Linked DNA regions of Homo sapiens: region 1 is linked to region 2. A link is a loop called in an ENCODE intact Hi-C map of the cell type or tissue named here. Cell type or tissue: endothelial cell of umbilical vein. All regions are shown on one strand. Links, peaks and the distances in the headings refer to the core of each region. The heading gives the core; the rest is flanking DNA.

Region 1 (7,942 bases), core at 1,274-6,273, 270 kb before region 2:
GCACTACCCTGGTCAACATCACCATCATCTCTTGCCAAATGAAGGCAGTGTATACTATACTTGGTTGGTCTCCTTGCTTCACCCTTTGTTGTGCCATAATCTGTTCTCCACATTGCAACCAAGGTGACTGATTAAAAACATAAGTTAGTTCCAGACTCTCTAGTGGCGTCCCAACTCAGAGTCAAATGCAAAGTTCCTACCGTGCTCACAAAGCCCCGCGTGGTCTGGGCCCAGCTCCTCTCTGACCTCATCTCCTACCACCTACTCCTGTGTAATCACCACAGTGGCCACCTTGCTTCTCAAACACTCCAAATAGTCCCTACATCTAGGCCTTTGGGTTATTATTTTTTAAAATGTGAACATTGCATCTTAAACCACGGTATCAACTTTTTTTTGAATCACAGGCTTTTTCCTCCTCATTTCTGGCCACCTGCAGAATTCATGAAGAAGGTCATGAGCTTGTCTTTTAGTAAAGTATTTCTAAGAGGATATTGCTCTCCATCCTTGTCCAGTTCCCATTTTAAAAATTTAGAGAAAGGTAATTTTTGAAAAACAAAAGTACAAAAAAAAAAGAGTAAAATGTAAAAGAAACACTTTTTTTCTTTAAGGCTTTTGACTTGATCAAAAAGACCAGGAACCAGATGAAGCCATTTCCTGTATTATGTAAACTGTGTCTAAAGAAGAAATATGCTTGCACTGTACAGGAAAGCATGGTATTGTTTCTAGTGCCATTTGACATTTCTTGCACTATAAAGCAATTGATATGTGCACTACAAGCTAATCATTTGGGGAAGTGTTTTTGATTTTGCTTAGATAGGTATATCATTCAAATTTTAAGACAGTTATTCAAAATTAGGGTGTTTTCAGCTATTTGTTTATTTTGAGAGAAAGTCCCATTTAAAGAAAGTATTATTGTAGTTGGCTATTTTGAACTATCCATGGTCTTTGTATAAACTTACCAAGTTTTTTTTCTCTTATTGTATCACAGTGCAAGCCTTATTATTCATTTTCCTGATAAATATTTTCCTTTCCTAAGGCAAAGCTGGAAATTTACTTGTACCAACTGACATAATTGAATATAGTTATTATCCGGTGCTCAAAGCTCTCTGATGTGCTAGACATGCCCAAGAACTCAATACTGTGACCTTTTTTAAGAGTCATTGTGAAGAACAGCATTAGAGCATGATATAACTGCCACAGCCATGGTTAGCAAAAATGTAATACCTGTTTTCCCACGGCTTTCATGTTTGGATATTACTGTATCTTCTTAATCAGATGTCTCCCTTTGTAATTTAATTTATCATTTAGTTGGTAATTTTGTTGTGTCTACTGCATGCAGGACCCTGGGATAGAGGCTGCAGGTCATGTAAAGAAGCATAGGCTGTGAACCTACTCTCAAGCAGTCTAAAATCCTTTTAAGAAGACAAGCTGTGAGAAAGAACACAGCTATGTCTGTTAGGAAGAAAAAGAGAAGTACTTAAGATTTAAAAGGAGAACAGGTCATCGCATGTGTGCATGTGTGTGTGGTGTGCACATCATAACTAATTAATGCTGAGGAGACTGTAGATCAGTCAATTATTAACTGATTATGGAAAAGGCATTGAAACAAATACAGAAGAGCCAAATAATTGTTAGTGTAGGTTTCTGAACGAGAGTGACAGCAATAGATACACACGCCAAAATCAAAGCAAACAACCAAAACCTTGCTAGGCAATTCTCTAGGAAATCACTAAACAGCATCATAATGACTTTCCAGAATTAATGGGACTTTCCAAAATGCCTATGATAATTTGAAAGATTAACCTGTTTGATGACACAATTTGCTATAAAACTATTAGGTTGAGACACATGGAATAGCCACTTTGTGAGTCATAAAGGACTGAGTATCAGCGATTTCATAAGATCAATTGAATATAAGTGATCTGAAGAAGGCAGAGACTGTGTGTTTTTACTTTATACCTCAGGCCTAACACATGAATCACATATAATAGGTGCTCAGCGCATGTTTATGGACTGGATGTTGAATGTGTACGAATATGTGAAATGTGAAAAAGAATTATGGATTTTTTCTAATTGGGAAAAAATGTCTTTAATCTTATAAAGACACAATGTTATTGGAAAAAATTGCAAAATGGCTCAAGGGAATTGTGTGCTTTGGTTACTTTTAGTAGTTACAGAGAGTTAAGGAACACTGGGTATTAACAGTCTGTCAATGAACAGAAAATGGGAAAAGGGTCCAAGGCCACACTTGTCCTGCATTTAAATGGCCTCTTCCCCGGTCCTGATGTGTGCTGTGCTGGAATGTTTGGTTTTGCCCGTGGTGATCACAATAGCTGCTTCTAAGGCACTTCATAGCATCACACATCCTGACAGGGTCTGCAGACATCATCCAGCCCACACTCTCGCTTTACAGGTGAGGAAACTGAGGCTCAAGGTGGCGACATGAGTTTGCCTTAGTGCTGTCATGTGGTAGCACAACGGGAAGCAAGACTCAAGTTCCTGACTCTCCAGTTAGTGCTTTATCTCTTACACCGTGATGCTTCAACAAGAATTACCCCAAACTGTGATATGGGTGGTTATATGAGCTTAAGATAAGAGTTGAGGCAGATATGGAAATAAAGCCTATTCCAGATATGGAAATAAAGCCATTTCCAGGAAATGAGAGTATTTGTAATGAAAAGCTGTAAAAATCCTAATAATAAAGAGAAGATATGTTTCCTTTTAAGGTTACATCCCACAGCTTTCTGTTTCCCTCTATATGTAATTGTCATTGATTTCCAGATGAAGTTAGTTTTTGGAAGAAAGGACTGAAAAAGAAAATGGGTGTATGATGATATCAGAAGTTTATGCCTGGTTGTGAATATTATTCATATATCTTGAATGAGTTTATTCAATTCTCTGATAATTTTTATAAGATAAAAATATGCAAATATACATTTGCATACTCACATGGACTTCTGAGATTATTTTACCATTTTTTAAATTTAAACTTGCATATGTCATAGAAACCATTTAGGTTTTTTTGTCAAAAGAATGTACTGCTGCTTTGTTTAAAATAGTGTTACTCAGAATTCCTTTCATATCCTTTTTTCTTTTAGATCTTGCATGTTTATAGAGTCCGGTTTCAGGGGAATTCCTTTGGTAGTCTTCATTGAACGTCAGCAAAATATATTATTTTTGGCTTCTGTCCTGATTAACCCAGACGTTTTAATGTGTGTTATGATGGGTTATATGATGGATAGTCACCTGTACCCTGTGATCAGCTAAAACTTGGCCACTTGAGTTAAACCTTAGTGGTGGAATGTCATAATTTCCCATCTTTTGTTTGATTAATACTTCCTTTTGATATCTGAAAGGGAAATGTCTGGAAGTGTCCATCGATGTACAGTCACACTCAGGATGAGAAGGAAGACGTGTCTTTTATGGGGAGAGAATTCAGTTGATCATAACAAGCTCACTCAGGGCAAAGCATCAGACACTCCCTTTTTTAAAAAGGAAAGAAGAAATAAACAGTTTGCTCACCCTTAAAAGTGTTTTTTTCCTAAAATTTTGTTGAGTTAAATACCTTTATTTGGATAAAAAATAATAGCATGTGCAAGAGAATGAACAAAATTCTTAAGTGACGATTGACAAATAAATTTTGTTACAATGCATGAAGTTATATGCAGTGGCTTTAAATTTATAAATATATTGTTGTAAGATGTCACATCAAAATATGTAATTCTTATTTGCCCTTTATTTTTGAACAGTAGATAGAATATTTATTATGCCTAGAGCAGCCCTTGTGTACAAAACCATGACATTCTTTAACACATAGAATTATTTAAGAACATTACCTTCTCACTTTTTTGGAGAGAGGGAGTTCCTTATAACTCCCAATTTATATAATATGTCTCACTGTATCTGTAAATACCAATATTCAGGAAATGCTTAATTACATTCCCAATGTTTACATAGATAGTGTTAATTGATTCACTTTAGTGAATATTTATTGAGCACCTTCTCTAAGTAACTTGGTGTACCAGCAGCACAATAGTAAAATACATAGGCCCAGCACTTGCTCTCCTGGAGTTTATCATCTAGTAAAAGAGACAATTAGGGAACAAGTCAACACATTTACGTATAATTACAACTTGTAATCAGTTTGCTAAATAAGTAGTGAAGGAGAATCTACCTTGCTGTGAAATGGCAGTGAGGGAGGGGACCAGGAGAATATAGAAGAAAGGGGAAGAGTAACCTAACTAAAGTAAATAGTGTGGGTAAATACTTGAATCAGGAAATAATTTGGTTAATTCATGAGACCAAAGAAAGCGAGAGGAGTAGAACACCATGAGTAGGGAGAAGAGTGAAAGGAAATGAGAGTGGAGAAGTAGCAGGATCTGGCCCAGGTAGCCTCAGTGGCCAGGATAAGATGTTTGGGTCGTATTCAAATTGCTATGGAGCATCAGAAACTAGGAGCAGTGGTTCCCTATAGGAGTGGGAGGGAACTAGGTAGATGGGAAACAAGGATGGTAGGGAGGCTTTTCACTGTTTATCTTTTTATACTATTTGTTTATTTAGAAACATTTGAATGTGTTACCTATTAATAGCTTTAAATTTTAAAAATTTAACAGGAGGCCATTTACACTTATAAGTAAGGATGTATCTTAACATGATGCTGCATTTATTTTTATTTATTTATTCTTTTGAGATGAGGCCTTGCCCTGTTGCTCAGATGGGAGTGCAGTGGCATGATCATGGCTTGCTGCAGTGTTGACCTTCTGGGCTCAAGCAATCCTCTCAGCCTCCCAAGTAGCCGGGACCACAGGCACATGCCACCACACCCAGCTAATTTTTGGTAGAGGCAGAGTCTCACCTTATTGTTCAGGCTGGTCTCAAATTCCTGGGTTCAAGTGATCCTTCCACCTCAGTACTGGGATTACAATGATTCTGTTTTTAAATGATTATTTTGGCGTTTGTGTGGAGAAGCTATTGAAGGGGGCAATTCTAGGGAGGTGATGATGCAGCTGTAACTAGAGTGATGGTAATAGATTGCAAAGGGGATTATTAAAGGTTTATTTGGAGGGAGAAAGAAAGTCTAAGAATTATTGATGTTAGGAGTAAAGGAGTGTGAGGGAAACTAGGGTAATTGTTTGATCAATGGAACCATGCCCAATGATATGAAATATCAAGAGAGAAACCAGTTTGGAATGGATAAATCTGAAATTTTGTTTTACAAATGGTAAACTTGGCATGGCTGTTAAATCCCAAATGTTGGCATCAAGTGGACAGTTGGATATGTGAGACTGCACCTAAGGAAGTGGTCTGGGTTGGAGATAAGAGTTTGGGAGTCATCAACTTCCATATGATATTTAAAGCTGTGATAGTGGAAGGGACCCCCTGTGGGGTAAGGAGGAGAAGAAGGCAGAAGACTGAGCCCTAGGCCTTGCCCACACTTTGAGAAGGAGAAAGAAGAAACCCTTTAGGATGACAGACATATACAGCCATAGCAGCAGGAGAAAAACCAGGACAGTGAGGTGTCTCAGAGTCTGTGCATGTTTCAAGAAGGATGAAAATCCAGGGGGCTCTTGTTCTAGTCTGGATTTTTGCTCTTGTCACCCAGGCTGGAGTGCAATGGCATGATCTCTGCTCACTGCAACCTCTGTCTCTCAGGTTCAAGTGATTCTCCTGCCTCAGCCTTTGAGTAGCTGGGATTACAGGTGCCCACCACCACGTCCAGCTAATTTTTGTATTTTTTGTAGAGACAGGGTTTCCCCACATTGGCCAGGCTGGCCTCAAACTCCTGACCTCAGGTGATCCGTAAACCTTGGCCTCCCAAAGTGCTGGGATTACAGGAGTGAGCCACTGAGCCCAGCTGTGGATTCTGCCACTTCTTTCTATTTTATATGTCATCTAATTTCTTGGAAGTTTTCATTTTTCATCTGCTGAATGGGATGAATATGTCTTATCTATCACACAGGCTTGAGATGAGCAATGTTGAGAATATCAGTTGAATTAATATTTTCTTAGTATATATTAATTAATAAAAATCTATTGAACTTATTGCATAATATTCAGCTATAATTATACAAAGGAAGATAATCATGAATTTTTTATTACCTCGATAATGCTTTACTTTAAACACCTGTGCATGAGTGTCATAAAAGATATTTAAATCAGAATTATATTACAAAGTAATATTGAATTAATATGTTTACTTGAAAGGAACAGAGCGGTAACAATGTACCTAGATATACTTATAAAAGGAAAATCTTTAACCAAACTAGAGAATATTGAAATCAAAATATGTTTTTCTATATTATCTTTGTTAACAACTAATGTGTGTCTAGGTGGAGAGACATTCCCAATAACTGCCATTGTTACAGGGTTAAAAAACTGAGTTGAAGTAAGTCATTGGGAAGGGGAAAAAAAAAAACCTTTACACAACTTTGTTAAAGCTAGAACAAAGAGTCCATGGAAAGCACCAGGTGTGACATACAAAAGATAAGGAACAAACTCTTCTGTGTACATATCACTCTTAGATTATTTAATGACTTGAAAGATGACCTCCACTGAAAGGTGTGGCATGAAAGTGAGCATGAAACAGAACACTAATCATATATTTCAGCAACTCTGATTTCCAGTGGGCTGGGCCTTGGTGCTGACAGTCAACGTGTCCATTGTAAGACAGGTTTATTTCTTGCATAAGTTTACCATTATCTTGGAAGCCCTGGTTACTGGCAAGGCACTCTCTGCCTGCCGCCCTCCATGTTTGTTCTTTTTTTCTGCTACTTTGGAACTTAGATATCTGGTCTGATTTCTAAAGTGCTTTGGGCTTCCTTGTGTTGGGATTTTTTTTCCAGCCCCCACAATTAGGCAATCATTTATTAGTCCTTGTCTCGTAATTGAGATGCACATTATCATTCTCCTTGGCTTCTGTGATGACTTGTTACACCTACCTTTTCCACCTCCTTATATCATGAGATTAAAGCACTCAGTGAGCTCAAGTAACATAATAAAATCTGGAATTAATTAACTTCACTGAATATGATTATATTATGAATTAAGTAGCTCCTTCTCAGAGTGTACTGTAACTACCACAATAAATAAACCTATAAAAATGCGGTTTTCAGGGGGTTTAATTTTCAAAAGAGCCTTCACTAATTCTATTAATATTTATTGAGTCCTATCAGTACCTATTGTATCTAACCTCATTTATTCTGATTAGAAATGTCTTGCCTTTCACAGTAGTGTAAATTTACTGGTGAAAGAATAAAGAAATCTTAAGCTACCCTTTCAAAGATCTTATCGTTACAAATGTTTTTTGAGTATCAGCTATGAGCCAGGAACCCTAGCACAGTGCCTTGCACGTAGGAGGGACTCAGCACAAGCTTCAGGAGAGAAATTGAGTGGAAAGAGAGATATCTAATTATAAAAACTAACTCTAAGATGGCATTTTAAGAGACAAAACAGAGGAAGTTAAAAAGATATAGGAACAGGAAAAAAGTACACCAAAGTTATATTTATAATCAGCAAACTAATGAAAGGCTTTCTTAATTATTTTGTTCTTAATACTATGGTAACAATGTTTTCAAAGTTGTCGGAATTTTCAGGTTATTGATTGAGGTGATAGGAAATATTCTATTTAATGTTGCTTTAGCTAGACTGCCATTTTATCTTCTGTGTAGCTCAGTAATACTTATTTTTAAAATATAAGGAAAGCACTTCAACTTCTGAATGGTCCAGCAGCTTATAAATGTGGCCTAGGGTCCAAGAATGGTGTGTTTCATCACCATTCACATTAGATCCTTTAAATTAAATTTATATTTTTATACATTTTATTACTTGTCAATTGGCTCCAACCAGAGGTCAATAAGGTTGAAAGAACAGGAACTGAGGATACATAAAAAACTTTTAGGTGTATTGATTTGGCTGAATTATTCTCATGGGAACAAAATACAAA
Region 2 (7,942 bases), core at 1,304-6,303:
CTTTTCTATAATTGCTGAAATATGAAGGCTAAGCCAGCTGAAAGTTAAAAATAATACTTGGAGTTTTTAAAGGAACATATTTCAAAGAGTTTTTACATACCACTGCACTGTATCTGTTCACATAGAATTTAAGGAAGTGTTCTTACATTCCCTTTTCCAGACAGAATCAGTGTCAGGTGACTCATCCAAAGTAAAGGAAGCACCCTGTGTTTCTTGTCCCCCGCCTCACTCGCAACCCTTCCCTCCTCATCTCCTGCATCTTTACCTTCCTGTCTATTTACTGTTTGAATGTCTTTGCTCTTTTTGGTTCCCTTTAGATTTTCTTAAAATGGAATTGATGGTCTTGTTTTTCAACATGTTGTTTAAAAGCACACACAAACAAAAGACACAGGAGTGAAAAGAGGGTGATGTTTGGGGAATAGAAAAGAAAGGGAATAGGGAGAGATTGTGGTAAAAATCAGGAGATCCTCAGAAATTCAAGGAACCTTTTTACCAAAGAGGGCAAAGGCCAGTGCTAGATGAATAACTCCTTTTCAATGTTAGCCAGAAGGAAGATTGTGAATGACTAGTACATTTACTCATCATTATGGCAGTGCTCCCTCTATTGTATAACCAGAACCTCCATGTCCTATTTCTAAGCCATCCTGTGAAACACACAGTTGAGGTCATTTAAATGCTTTAGCTATCAAGTACAATTTCATGGGCTGCTAAAGACTGTATTTTCAGATGTGATGGATAAAACATAGTCATTTACTTCCTTTTGTGCTCTCATGTCTCCATAACATCATTTTTTATTTTTCTGTGAAGGATAAAACACACTCTTAAGGGTGATAGGGTTGTGGCCAACTAATAAGAGTAGCAAGGATGCCTGTCCTGATTCCACAAATGAAGAAGCATTAAGTACAAGACATGGGCAAACACCTAAGGAGATTCAGGCCATTGGTGGTGGGAAGGGCTCTGAGTTGGCTCACTGGACTGTATTGCCTGCACCCACTGCCAAAGCCTAACTCTTAATTCCCACAAGTAGAAGCAAGGATAAAATTACAAAACACTGAAATGTGGTTCCCCAAAGATATCTTGTAGACATTTTGTTTTTCCCCATATGGAAGGGTTAAGTGATAGGAGGAAAATGGCCTCAAATATTTGAGAAAATGCTATATAGAGACAAGTATGAATAATTAGGGAAAGAGCTTCTTCTTTTTTTTTTTTAATGAAAAGCTGTGGGGGTTCTATGTATTGGTGCATGGAATACCTTCCCAGTTCCAGCTACATCATTTGTGGGCAAAGTACAGAGCCTCAGTTTGACATCTTAAGATGGAGATGACATCTGTTTATCTTGTGCTTTTATTTTGAGATCTAATCTATTACTAGGTTTGTAAAAAATATTTAGTAGTTGATAATTTTAGAAATTATAGAAGCAATTTAAACATGGTTAAAAATAAATACTTGCTAGTAGTTTATACTAAGAAACATAGTATTCTTTTCCAAATCTGTAGTAACTGGAACTTTCTTCTGTAATTAATTTTATTATTATATCCTCAGCTATACAGAACACATATTAAGTAAAGGCCGTTCTGAAATATTCATATTAATTAAAGATTAAATATGGGCCTATGTAAGAATATGGCCATTTAGAACATTTAGAAAAAGTGAAATAGGTTGAAGGTCAGGTCACTGGCCTGTTCACGGGTAAAAGGGGTGAGGGGGACTTTTATTTTTTCCTAAAAATAAAAGCTGTTTACATTATAAATTATGAAATCCATTTCAGTTGATTTAAAAATATCCTAGTTATATTAGCTGCATGTAGACAAAATCTCAATATACCCTGGTAGCTTGTTATATATTTTTCTTTCATATTATTATGAAAACGTAGATGTCATAAATTATATTTTATTAAGCCATGTTTTCATTGCAACTCACTACATAAGGATTAAATTTTAAACACCTCACAAATTCACCAAACTAACTCTTAAGATTATCTGAGGATTTTCTTCTTCTAACATAGAAGTAGCTTTTTGTGATTTTACTAATTTAAAAAGTAACACATGTTAATTGTTAAAATAAACCAAAGCAAACAAACAAACAGTAAGAAAAATTCAGAATCTACAAGAAGTTCTAAAAAAGAACAAAAAGAAAATCCTCCATAAGATGATTACCCAGACATAATTGCTGTTTTGGCGTATATCATCCAAATATTTTTCTATGCAGTCATTCGCAATTTTTTCCTAAGTGGAATCATACTATATATAATGTTTTCAACTTTATTGAAAGTTAAAATGTTCCATGGCTTTCAATGTCAATAAATATTTACTTATAGTATTGTAATGGCTTTCCTTATACCCCATTTGTATGACTATAATTAATTTAACAAATTCTTCTTCTTTGACATAATTTAAGTTTTTACTTTCCCAATTATTTTTACTTTAAAATCTATACTCTTATTAGTCTGATTGTTACCACAGGATAAATTCTTAGCAGGGAAATTATTAGGTTAAAAATGTTAAAAATTCACATAAACAATTTTTATATGTATATTGAGTATATAATTCTAATCTTGTGAATTGCCTGTTCATAGCCTTTGCCTACTTTTCTACTCTTCATCTTTTTTTCAGACTGACTCCTCATAGTACTTCACATATTAAGGCTATTGCCGTTCATTTTGCAAATTCATGATTTTAAAATTCATTTTTAAAATTCATGATATCCAAGATTCCAAGTAAAAAATGGCCAAGTTTGTATGAGCAGTAAAGGGCAGGGGCACATAAAGAAATAGGTATGAACTTTTAAAAAAGATTCAGGGTATCCCTACATACTACTTAATATAGTAGCTGAATTACAACATAAAAAGATAGAATTTGACATTTAAAAAAAAGTCCTATAGTTAACATTGTAAAATATTGGCCATACTTTAGAAACAGATGCTGGAATCTTCTGTGGGACTTAGTAAGTGGGACACATACCTTTTGGCTTGCATAATCCACAGGGATGTGTTGGATGACCTCTCAAGATGTCCCTTTGCCCAGGGTGACTATTGTTTTCCATTTTCACGCATGAACGTGAGGTTCCTAAAAGCTCTAATTCAAGGTTCTTTTCAGTTAATCTACTGATGCTATCTATATTGTCCTTCTTAAATTGTTTTTTAAAAAAAAGATTCTAAACTGTATTGCCAAGTTTAAGAACAAATATAAGTAGGTTTTTTATTCATTTCTTCCTAATAGCAAAAAGTACACACGTAAGTGTGACTATGAGTCATCTTCCTAAGCTTTAATTTCTTACTGCTCTCTTGTGGCCATTCAAATGAACTGTCCAGATGCTTTTTTTTTTTTTTTAAACAGATCCTATAATATTAATAGAAACAAATTTTCCAAGCAGGGTCATTCAATTTTGTTCGTGCGGCAAATTTACAGTCTTTGACATTTGAACATTAAGGCCATAAAACAATTAATTTTATTATTAAACACTGGGACAGGGTTGCAGAATAAGAAAGGCCTGTAAGCTTCTTGTTTTTTAGTAAAACCAACCACATTGTTATTCATCTATGAAATCATCAAGAGGCTGAAGTTTGAAATATTTCTGGCCATTCTGAAGGTAAAATAATGCAATTCCCAGCTTGTTCCCTTACTGTGGTTTTAAGAATATCAGTAGGTACAGGGCGCAGTGGCTCATGCCTATAATCCTAGTACTGTGGAAGGCCAAGGCGGGTGGATCACCTGAGGTCAGGAGTTTGAGACCAGCCTGGCCAACATGGTGAAACCCCGTCTCTACTAAAAATACAACAATTAGCTGGGCGTGGTGGCTCATGCCTGTCATCCCAACTACCCAGGAGGCTGAGGTGGGAGAATTGCTGGAACCTGGGAGGTGGAGGCTGCATTGAGCCGAGATCTTGCCACTGCACTCCAAACTGAGCAACAGAGCGAGACTCCATCTCAAAAAAAAAAAAAAAACAAAGAAAGAAAATCAGTAGGGTCTAAGTTTAGTCATCATAACTTAAAACAGCCTCTTTTTGGGGAAGAAAATAATTCAAATAATGGCTATACATAAGAGTACAAATAAGATATAGCTAAAAATTTATTATATTGCAGTTTGGTCATGTAATACTGCCTGTAAGTAGAGAGGACCCCGGAATTGCAGTCTTAGCAATGTTAAGAAGGCAAAATGAATTAAATGCTTTATTCTTTCAGTCCTGAGTATCAGTCATACAAACTGTGTTGTTCTCTAACATCTCTAATTCATTTGACCACAATTCCTGTGACTACAGGTATTAAAAAATAGCAGCTTTTAAGCACAGTTAGTATTATATCTACCCTGCCATAATTAGCATATGTGTATTTGTATAGTCATCCCTCCTGTAAGATGAGGTCCATGTTGGGCATTGTGATATAGAACTGAACTCAAAGGGTCCAAGATTAAGTTCCTTCAAATAATGTGTACTGGAGCACCATTTATATGCCAGGTCCTGTTATACTATAGTAATCAACTTCCCCCAGAGACATAGTCTCATAGAATTTGTAGTCTGTGGTATGAGACAGACAGAATCAAAAAAGGACATGAAGGAATGTGAAACTACAACAAGGAAAAGTGCTATGAAAAAGGATATTGAGTGAGGAAAATCAGAGGAGGCCTTCCTGAGGCTGTGATGATACAGCTAGGATGTCAAAAGGAGTAGAAACCAATGAGGCAAAGAGGAGGGAAAGAGGAGAAGGATGAACATATACAAAGGCCTTGCACTGAGAGGGAGCAAGAAACTTTTAGTAAAAGGAAGCTATGGTCAATGACTCTGCAGTAAGAAAGCAAGAGGAAATGTGGGATGATTTAAAGTTGATGTATGTATGTTTTGTGAGCTCAAGCAGTTAGTTTGTCTTTATTATACTAGTATAAGAAAGTTATCAAAATGCTCTAAGTAAGTGATGATAGGCTCTCCTGTTTGTAAAGATTATTCTGATTGATATATGGGAAGCAGATAGACAGGAGTCAGAGTGATGAGAAGAGAGCCCTCTGAAAGGTATTGCAGTAGTCCAAGTGAAACATAATGGTAGCATTGACTGGGATGAGGAATATGTGAATAAAAGGATATGGAAATTCTAAACTTCAGGACTCAGTGATGGATTGGATATTAAGGGTCAGTGCGACAGAAGTAGTGGAGATAATTCCTGGATTTATAGCTTCATAACACATTGAATGCTGGTTATATGTACTAATAGAGGAATACCAGAGGTAACCAGTTTAGGGAGAAAGGGTGAGTTTAAGTTGTATATGAGACAGTCAAGTGGAGATGCCAAGAAGAAGGCACTTTGATATGTCAATCAAGAATTCAGAGGAAGATTCTGTCATAGAAAAATATTTGAGCAAATTTGGTCTTCTTTTTTTTATTTACAACTTTTTGGATAAAGGGGGTACATGTGCAGGTTTGTAATACGGGTAAACTGTGTGTCGTGGGGGTTTGGTATAGAGATTATTTTGCCCACCAGGTAATAAGTATAGTACCTGATAGGCAATTTTTTGATCCTTTTCCTCCTCCCACCCTCCACTCTCAAGTAGGCCCCGGTGTCTATTGTTTCCTTCTTTGTGTCCATATGTACTCGATGCTTAGATCCCACTTATAAGTGAGAACATGTGATGGTTAGTTTTCTATTCCTGTGTTAATTTGCTTAGGATAATGGCCTCTAGCTGCATCCATGCTGCTGCAAAGGACATGATCTCATTCTTTTTTACGGCTGTGTAGTATTCCATTGTGCAAATGTACCACATTTTCTTTTCTTTTCTTTTTCTTTTTTTTTTTTTTTTTTTGAGACAGAGTGTCACTCTGTTGCACAGGCTGGAGTGCAGTGGCGTGATCTCGGCTCACTGCAAGCTCCGCCTCCTGGGTTCACGCCATTCTCCTGCCTCAGCCTCCCGAGTAGCTGGGACTATAGGCGCCTGCCACCATGCCCGGCTAATTTTTTTGTATTTTTAGTAAAGACGGGGTTTCACTGTGTTGGCCAGGATGGTCTCGATCTCCTGACCTCGTGATCCGCCCACCTCGGCCTCCCATAGTGCGGAGATTACAGGCGTGAGCCACCACGCCCAGCTTATGTACCACATTTTCTTTATCTAGTCCATTGTTGATGGGCATTTAGGTTGATTCTATGTCTTTGCTATTGTAAATAGTGCTTCAATGAACATATGTGTGCATGTGTCTTTATGGCAGAATGATTTATATTCTTTTGGGCATATACCCAGGGATGGGATTGTTGGGTTGAATTGTAGTTCTGTTTTAAGCTCTTTGAGAAATCTCCAAATTGCTTCACAGTGGTTGAACTAGTTTACATTCCCATCAGCAGTGTATAAGTGTTCTCTTTTCTCTACAACCTCACCAGTATCTGTTATTTTTTGACTTTTAATAATAGCTATTCTGACTAGTATGAGGTAGTATCTCATTGTGGTTTTGATTTGCATTTCTCTGATGATTTGTGATGATGAGCATTTTTTCATATGCCTATTGTCCACGTGTATGTCTTCTTTTTAGAAGTGACTGTTCATGTCCTTTTGCCCACTTTTTATTAAAGTTGTTCATTTTTTGCTCATTAATTTAAGTTTCTTATAGATTCTGGATATTACACCTTTGTAGGATAGTTTGAAAATACTTTCTCTCATTTTGTACGTTGTCTGTTTATTCTGTTGATTTATTTTATTTTTATTTTTATTTTTTTTACAGTGCAGAAGATCTTTAGATTAGTTTGGTCCTATTTGTCAATTTTTGTTTTTGTTGCAATTGCTTTTGGTGACTTTATCATGAAATCTCTTCCAAGGCCCATGTCCAGAATGGTACTTCCTAGGTTTTCTTCTAGGATTTTTATAGTTTGGAGCCTAACATTTAAGTCTTTAATCCATCTTGAGTTGATTTTTGTTTATGGTGAAAAGAAGGGGTCCTGTTTCAATCTTCTGCATATGGCTAGCCAGTTATCCTAGAAATCAATGGAAGACTGGGATCAAAGAAGAAAAAAATTGTTAACATGCAAGCAGTTTAGGCAATAATAAATAACATCTACTATCTATAGCATTTAATGTTTCAGACATTTTCTCAGGGCTTTGCATATATTAACTCATTGAATCCTCCCACTGATACTATGATGTAGTATTATTATTATCCCCATTCTATGCATGAAGAAAGTGAAGTACAGAAAGGTGAAGTGTTTTTCTTGAGATTACACAACTAGTAAATAGAGGAGTTATGTTTCAAACCAAGGCAATTTGACTTCAGAGTTCCATGTTTTGTTTACCACTATGCTGTTCTGGCTCTTGAGATAAAAATAAAAAAAAATTTCACTTTATCAACATCGAGGTCAATCATGACCTTAACGAAAGTTGTTTGAGTGAAAAGACAAAGCCAACAGCCATGCTGGAGTGCACTGGAGAGCCTAGGAGATGAGAAGACGGACATCATATTTAGATACAGCTCTACAAACAGCTTTCAAAAAGCAGTGGCTCTTAGAAAGGTAGCTTTGATCAGGCCCAAGATAGAGTTGTGCCAGGATAACTCCTCAGAGGTCAGGGCAACTATGAAGATTCCAAAGACTCAGGTCATCACTCAGTGGATATGAGGGAGGGATTCTGAAATGCACCAGCCACTTAGTTCTGTCTTAGAATGGACAAAAGCATTGTATTACCTCTGATATTAAATTTTTGAGGAAGGCCAGACACGGTAGCTCACGTCTGTAATCCCAGCACTTTGGGAGGCCGAGGCAGGAGGGTCACCTGAGGTCAGGAGTTGGAGACGAGCATGGCTAACATGGTGGTGAAACCCTATGTATACTAAAAGTACAAAAAATTAGCTGGGCATGGTGGCAAGTGCCTGTAATCCCAGCTACTTGGGAGGCTGAGGCAGGAGAATTGCTTGAACTTGGGAGGCAGAGGTTGCAGTGAGCCGAGATCGCGCCATTGCACTCCAGCTTGGACAACAAGA

What was found. A loop is a pair of places that touch in the nucleus more often than their neighbours do. Peaks named below come from ENCODE experiments on the same cell type or tissue, not always from the same donor. Only the 100,000 strongest peaks of a DNase experiment are listed, where the experiment ranks them.
Region 1: a loop joins it to region 2, with 2.0 times the contacts of the local background. A loop is called at or near these places in 3 of 110 quality-filtered maps.

Annotation. Positions count from the first base shown.
Region 1 is chr3:169,304,314-169,312,255 of GRCh38, reverse strand. The region is part of intron 2 of MECOM (MDS1 and EVI1 complex locus); the gene reads left to right. Among named protein-coding and RNA genes, the nearest start is that of MECOM-AS1, 140 kb to the left of the region's middle. RefSeq lists an enhancer at 1,737-2,936. In endothelial cell of umbilical vein, for the core only: no CTCF peak of the experiment used is centred there; a DNase peak (open chromatin) is centred at 3,285; H3K27ac peaks cover 1,280 bases.
Region 2 is chr3:169,037,166-169,045,107 of GRCh38, reverse strand. All of the region lies in intron 1 of LOC107986051 (a long non-coding RNA gene), which reads left to right. Among named protein-coding and RNA genes, the nearest start is that of LINC01997, 38 kb to the right of the region's middle. In endothelial cell of umbilical vein, for the core only: a CTCF peak has its summit at 3,299 (motif pointing left); a DNase peak (open chromatin) is centred at 3,107; H3K27ac peaks cover 1,250 bases.